Regions from separate parts of the Homo sapiens genome. Here region 2 is linked to region 1. Evidence: chromatin contacts called from ENCODE Hi-C or POLR2A ChIA-PET data. All regions are on one chromosome and are shown on one strand. Each heading gives the region's core, a stretch centred on a gene start or an enhancer-like site at or near the end of the contact. The rest is flanking DNA. Distances are from core to core; before and after follow the strand shown.

Region 1 (3,151 bases), core at 191-2,690:
TGTCAAAAATGTCCCAAATATCAGGCCACAACCAAAATAAGACATGTTATTTAACAAGAAAGAATTGATCTGTATATAATAACTAAGCCACTGTGCTATCAAATGCATTTATTCCAGCCCACCAAGGAATGCTTGAAATTACAAGTAAATTTAAAATTTGTTCTTGTCAACTGTAAGAATAGACTTTCTATTTCTGAATAAATACTTTTCATATAAAATAAGTAGTAAATTAAGGAGAAACATAAACCTCTAGCCAAACACATTAGTCATATCTGGAAGTATGTAGTAATGCCCTTACAAAGAATATTACCATCACATTCACATTTTGAGGTTATAAAATGAACAATAAATTATATAGATGTTATGGCTGTGATTTTTGAAAATACAGATTCTAGGGCCACCTTCCTGGGGACTCTGATTTGCATGATGAACTTGAGTATACATATTTTCAAAGAGCCCCTTAGGTCCTTCCAAGGATCAGCCCGGTTGGGGAATCACAGTATGTAGAAAATGGGCTATTTTAGCAGGATTCATAAAGAGATGCTCAAAGGGGTAAGCATACCCCACAGCAAATAGATTTGCTAGAGAAAGCAGCTAACAAAACAGAATATTTTATTTCACAGAAAAATCTCATCCATTTGGCTTATATACACAATGCAGGTGTATATACCTGTTAACTAGCATTTCAAAGATAAAAACATAAAGTATCATTATGGTCATAACAAAATTTCCTTAAAGTAGTCCAATTATGAGAGCTCACCTAGTGCTTTGTCACATTCTTAGCTATTTTGTAACTCCAGAAATTATCAGAATCAGCTCAATGCTGCTGACTAGTTAAGATTAGTCAGATTTTACTCGAGCTGGAGAGACTTCTAAATTATGCTCTTGAAAGGACCTATTTGTCCTTTAAAAATGGTTATCCTGGTAAGATCTTATGGTGTGGGTATTTCCCAGCCCTTTGAAGTGAATTAACTGCATCTGGAAGTCAAAAAAGTACACCTGAATGAAATTAATATATTGGGGAACTTGAATACTTTGGACTTTAGTAGCAGCTTTGTTTAGGTTCCTCCCCTCTTTATGTCATCAAAATAACGTTCAATCGTAGGTATTTCTAAAGACGGATGGATGGTTTTCTTTTGCCACCAACTGTAGGCAATTTTGGAGGATGAAAATAAACATAAATTTTCTATGTCCTAAATAGCAAAAGAAAGAGATTGGCTTTATTATTTCACTGTTTTTACTTTTGTAGTCTCAGAGCAGACCTGTGGAGATGATACATGCTCCATTTAGCTTTAAAAGGAGGCTCCATTAAGGACCCTCCTTTACAAGTGCTTGAGATGCCCAACGTGGAGGATCACCTGAGTGTGGTCATTGTCCTACCCAGCAAAGACATCCACTTGGAACAGATAAACCACTGAGCCTCCGCAGCTGTAGTTACAAGAGAAAGGCTCTGTGCTTGAGAATGACACATGCAGAAAGCTTGAGGTTAAAGTAACCGCATACACTCCTACTTCCTGTGGTGTCCTGTCCATTTACAAAAATAAGCAGAACCCCCAAATAAAGTAAATGCCCACATATTAGAATTTGTTGCTTGTACTTTTTAAAGTTTAGGTGTTCAAAACATAGTCATGTGCTTTTCTCTTTTGGTCCTCACAGGTTTTTGTTGTTGTTCTACATGCATTTTTGACATGTTACGTATTGGCATCTCCTTCGGACCTGTTGCCAACCAACTGAATCTATTTCCATCAACACTCAAGGCTGCAACATGCAGATGCAATGCTCATCTTTGCTCCTTTCTTGCTTCTCTGACACTTTCCTGAGTCTCATGTAGCCCCAGCTGTGCCACATTGTGTGTTCTTGCATTGGGAAGTGGTGATCTAGACCAACCTCACCATTCCTCAGCAGCTTTCTTTAAATCCCTGCCTTCCTTTCATTTATTCCGCTTTTTGTGCTTCTCCTGGGTTCTGCATTGCTCACACCTGTTTCTCTCCTGCTGGGAACATCTCATTCTCCCCTCCACCCTGTCTCCATCTTTGGTGGCAAGATCCTCGCTGATCCTGCGAGGCAGGCTGGGCCGGCACTGCTAGCTCATTTGGCAGAGAAAGAAACCTGCAGACCTGGCAACTCTATGATTTGCTCAAGTTTTCATAGCAAGTTAGTGTCTGTGACATCTTAGAGGCCTGTTTCTGGCTTCTCAGCCCACTCTAGACTTGGTGTTAAAACATCTGCCCAGAGTCACTAAGACCATGGCTGAAAAATCAAAATCTCAGCTCTTATATGTAAATAAACACATTTATATATGAGCAAATAAACAAATGTAGAAATAATATCATCGCTAGATGCTATGAAAATAAAAGATGGACATGGGATAGTGACAGGGTTGGAAAGCATCTATTTTACACAGGACGATCAGGGAAAACCTCTTTTACAAAGTGATATTTGAGTTATTATTGGTAATTAATGATTATTAATGTTAGATTATTACTATTGAAGGCTTCTTTCCCATGGTTATTATAGGAACACTAAATTTGTTGGTGGCAGAATTGGAATCTGAGCACAATTTTGCCACAAACTCATACTACCTACATAATTATATTCTCAACACTCTGGGTGTACTTAAATATCCTTGGGTTGAGTCATGAAAATGGAACACTTTAGAGCAATGTTAAGATCTCTGAAAAGTAGGTAAATCCTCAAGTGTGAGTACAGTTTGATACAATGATCCTAAAGGGGGAAGATTAGGGCAGGGAGATGAGTATAGATCTTTATGACCAACTAATTTTTTCCTGTTAGAATGCCTAACATTGATTCACCACTCTAAATGAAAACAGTCATCCCTGGTTTCTGAAATGAGTATGAGTTGCAGGTGGTTACTCACTGGTATATGGTTAATGTAAATTCCATGCAAATAGTTTTTTTTTTTTTTGCTTGATGCTGCATTGGTTAATGTCTAAATGCCTATCTCCCAATAAATTCCATCCCCAAAAGAGTCTAAATGAGTCACTGCAAACATGAACCTCCTTCCACTAAGGACAAACGGAATGAAGAAAAGCCAGAAAAGACAGTATGTGAAGAGTGGACGAGAAATAGGGCAATCTCTTTCCCAAGTGGCTGGCACCACAGGCATGCCACCATACCTGGATATTTTTGT
Region 2 (3,151 bases), core at 427-2,926, 77 kb after region 1:
CCTCTCTCTCTCTTGTTCCTGCTTCTATCATATGGTATGCCTGCCCCCCCCTTTGCCTTCTGCCATGATTATAAGCTTCCTGAGGCCTCCCCAGAAGCTGAGCAGATGCCATCACTATGCTTCCTATACAGCCTGCAGAACTGTGAGCCAGTTAAACCTCTTTTCTTTACAAATTACCCAGTCTTGGGCATTTCCTTACAGCAATGCAAGAATGGCCTAATACATAGGGGGTTTAATCAAGAAGTGAGGAAGAAATCTGGAGAAGGTTTTGAGGGAAAAAATGAATAAAACTTAATCTTTGACTTTAGGGAAGATGAAACCATTTGTTGCATAAATCCGCAAAATCTACATTGATGCCTTTACTATAACATAAGCAACACAAGCAAGTTTTCATGCTGGGTGGTGTTGCAGCCCAAGTCACTGTGGTGGACTGCTGTCAGTCAAGGCGAGCAGTCCTTCTATCTGGAGGCTCCATATGATGCTTTTTCTAATAGCAGTCCTGGAGGCATCCTTGGATAATCATATCTGCTCAGTGCAAAGTTGGGCAGGCATCATGGAACTTTCTAGCACACATCTCATTCCCTAGTGAAATCCAGAGTACCACTTTGCTCTGGGTTCCATATCAACATTCAAATATTAAAGTCTGAGCCATCTTGCCAGAAAATAAGTATGCCTCTGTGAAGAGAAAAACAGGAACTACGTGAGAAAAATATATAAAATAGTTTATAAATAGAGAGGCTCCTTCTTTGTCTTAATCCCTCCTGGAGATGTCTTCCTGTTCCAATCCCTCTCCCCATGACCCTCCCCGCCTTCCTCCATACACATGCAAATGAAACAAATGGCCTGTTATTTTTCTTTTGTAATAAATAAGGAGTGAAAAAGCATTCCTTGGGAAAAATAAAAGAGAACCAGAAAATGATGAACTAACATCCGACCCAATAATGGTGTCTAAAATTTTGATCCAAAACCCTTGTCCCTGCTAGTGGGGAAAACAGACATCCCAGTCATTCAAGTGATGCTCTGGGTTCTACACCAATGCTCTAAATGAGAACAGAAAATCTTCCGGGGTGCCTTTCACATAGTATCTGAGAGCCATTTTTAACAGGCTTACAATAAAGGCCAGGCATGATGGGTTGTGCCTGAAATCCCAGCACTTTGAGAGGCCAGAGGTGGGAGGATCACTTGAGCCCAGGAGCTAGAAGCTGCTGGGAAATATTATTGCACCACTGCCCTTCAGTCTGGGTGACAGAGTGAGACCCTATTTCTAGAAAAAACAAAACAGACACAACACAAATTAATAATTCAGTAATATTTTCAGTTTCATTGATCATTATTATTCCACTAATTTGAAGCTTTCTATTTGTGTTTTATAAAAAAAATACTACCTGGGAAAACCATGCCAAATATTCTCTGTTGGCAGACTAGAGAAAGGATTAAGCAAAAAAAGGATGAGTTACAATTTGTCAGAATCCAGGTCTCTCATGTGTACAGAGATGGAAAATGTGAGTAACTAAACAACTCAGGCAAACCCTTAACTGTCTCTTTCTGTCTTTTTATTGAGACTTCTGACAAAAATAAGCCTGAAAGAAAGAGTATACATGCTTGTGAAACTGAATCAAAGGGTGGAGCTAAGAACAGGGAGGTGCTAAAATTTTTTTTTTTTTTTTAATTTCTTCAGTTGAAAGTTTCTCAACTCTTCAGCCACAATCTCTTACTACAGGAGCAAATTGCCAATTCTGCTCCAGTGGGAGAAAACAAGGTATTGTAAATATTTCTTTGGTTAATGATTTTATTTATGTTTTTCTTCTTGGTTGAAGTGCCCAGCTAGGTAACAAATAATGAAGACCCCTTCCCCCAAAAAAGTCCAGAAATAATAGATAAGGCCCAATCCCTTAAGAATTTGTCTGTATAAGTCAGAGAGTAACCTGAGCTGGTTTGAAGTTTGTACTAGAAAAAGGGATATGGGAGAAAGAACATTCATTCCCAAAAAAAGTTAGAGAAATTGTTTTTCTAGGAATTGTGGAGTGGAATTTGCTCCTTGTTTTACTGGGAATTGTGAAATCATCAGTGGAGTTTCCTCCAGTCACATTTATGTATCTGTCAACATAGGCAGAGATAAATAAAATATTCTCTCAGGACGGTTGAGCCAAAACCCTTCAACTCTTTAGGAAATGTGAGCTTGGCACCCTGAATTTGGATCCTATTCATTAATATATGGAATTCATGGTTTGACTCTTTAACTGTTACCCCCACAAACCCAAAACCCCACTCTCCTCTCCTGGCCACCATTTCATGGGCCATTAGCTTTCTTCTCTTCTGTGGAATAATAAATGTTCCTAATCCCCCACATCATACTAGGTGCTCTTCATAAACCACCCCAAACTATTACCTGTTTCTAAAAAAGGCCTTAGGTGAATAGAGAGGTGCTGGGGATTGGGGAAGCTGTCATTCTCTGATATGCACAACTCCATGAGGAGGTAATATTATCAGTATCATCAGAAAGGCAAGAGGCCCTTGGGAGTGTCTCATGGAAAACGGGACAAGAATCCTCCCCACTCTCCAGATCTTCTTTCTCCTCCTGATGGTTCTCCATCATGTAATCTCTCTCTTTAGCCACTAAAATCTTAAACACAATGAGATACAATGGCAAGAGCAACTGTATTCACAGTCAAGATAACACAGTTGCAGTTTTGACTCTGCTGTGCATCCTTTGCTCAATCAACCTCTCTCAGCTTCAGTTTCTTAGCAGACAAAATGGGGGAGCTGGGTTAGGGAGATTCTAAGGGTCTTTCCAACACTGATGTGCTAGGGGCATGCGATGATGAAATGTCTATGATGAGACATTTTGATGAATGACACTATCCTTTTCTTGCTTTCTTAATTCTCTTTGGCTTCTCCTCTGAGCCTGTCTACAGGTTAAGCTCATAGATGATCAGTTTATAGCTCTTGAAAACTGCAAAAGAGCAATTAATTTTGAAAATAACCTGGTAGACTTCTGACCTACACATTTGCAGTCTTCTCTGAAAATATAATTGTCCAACATTTGTATGGAATAATTATTTCCTGTAAAATTTCACCTCACAATTCTACACCCTTCAGAAAGTATTTTTCATTGTTGGGTTAAATATCACTAATGGATGGCTTAGTACTT

The links. Hi-C counts contacts between places; a loop is a spot of excess contacts on that map. ChIA-PET counts read pairs that join two places held with the same protein, here RNA polymerase II (POLR2A). Pooled maps may share reads with other maps.
Region 2: a loop to region 1 is called in a map with no recorded cell type, with 5 times the contacts of the local background. The contact joins the promoter of SERPINB10 here to the enhancer-like site in region 1. A Hi-C loop is called at or near these places in 1 of 168 maps with a recorded cell type or tissue (posterior vena cava), 2 of 37 single-sample maps with no recorded cell type and 2 of 50 pooled maps. POLR2A ChIA-PET finds 5 or more read pairs at or near these places in 1 of 52 experiments (AG04450).

What each region holds. Positions count from the first base shown.
Region 1 is chr18:63,829,816-63,832,966 of GRCh38, forward strand. No RefSeq gene overlaps it. Among named protein-coding and RNA genes, the nearest start is that of SERPINB7, 56 kb to the left of the region's middle. Within about 2 kb of position 1,441, at least 3 of the 41 ENCODE cell types and tissues checked have a DNase peak (open chromatin) inside an H3K27ac peak, as active enhancers do.
Region 2 is chr18:63,906,282-63,909,432 of GRCh38, forward strand. SERPINB10 (serpin family B member 10) reads left to right here and starts at 1,677. Exons shown (of 8, transcript NM_005024.3): 1 at 1,677-1,759.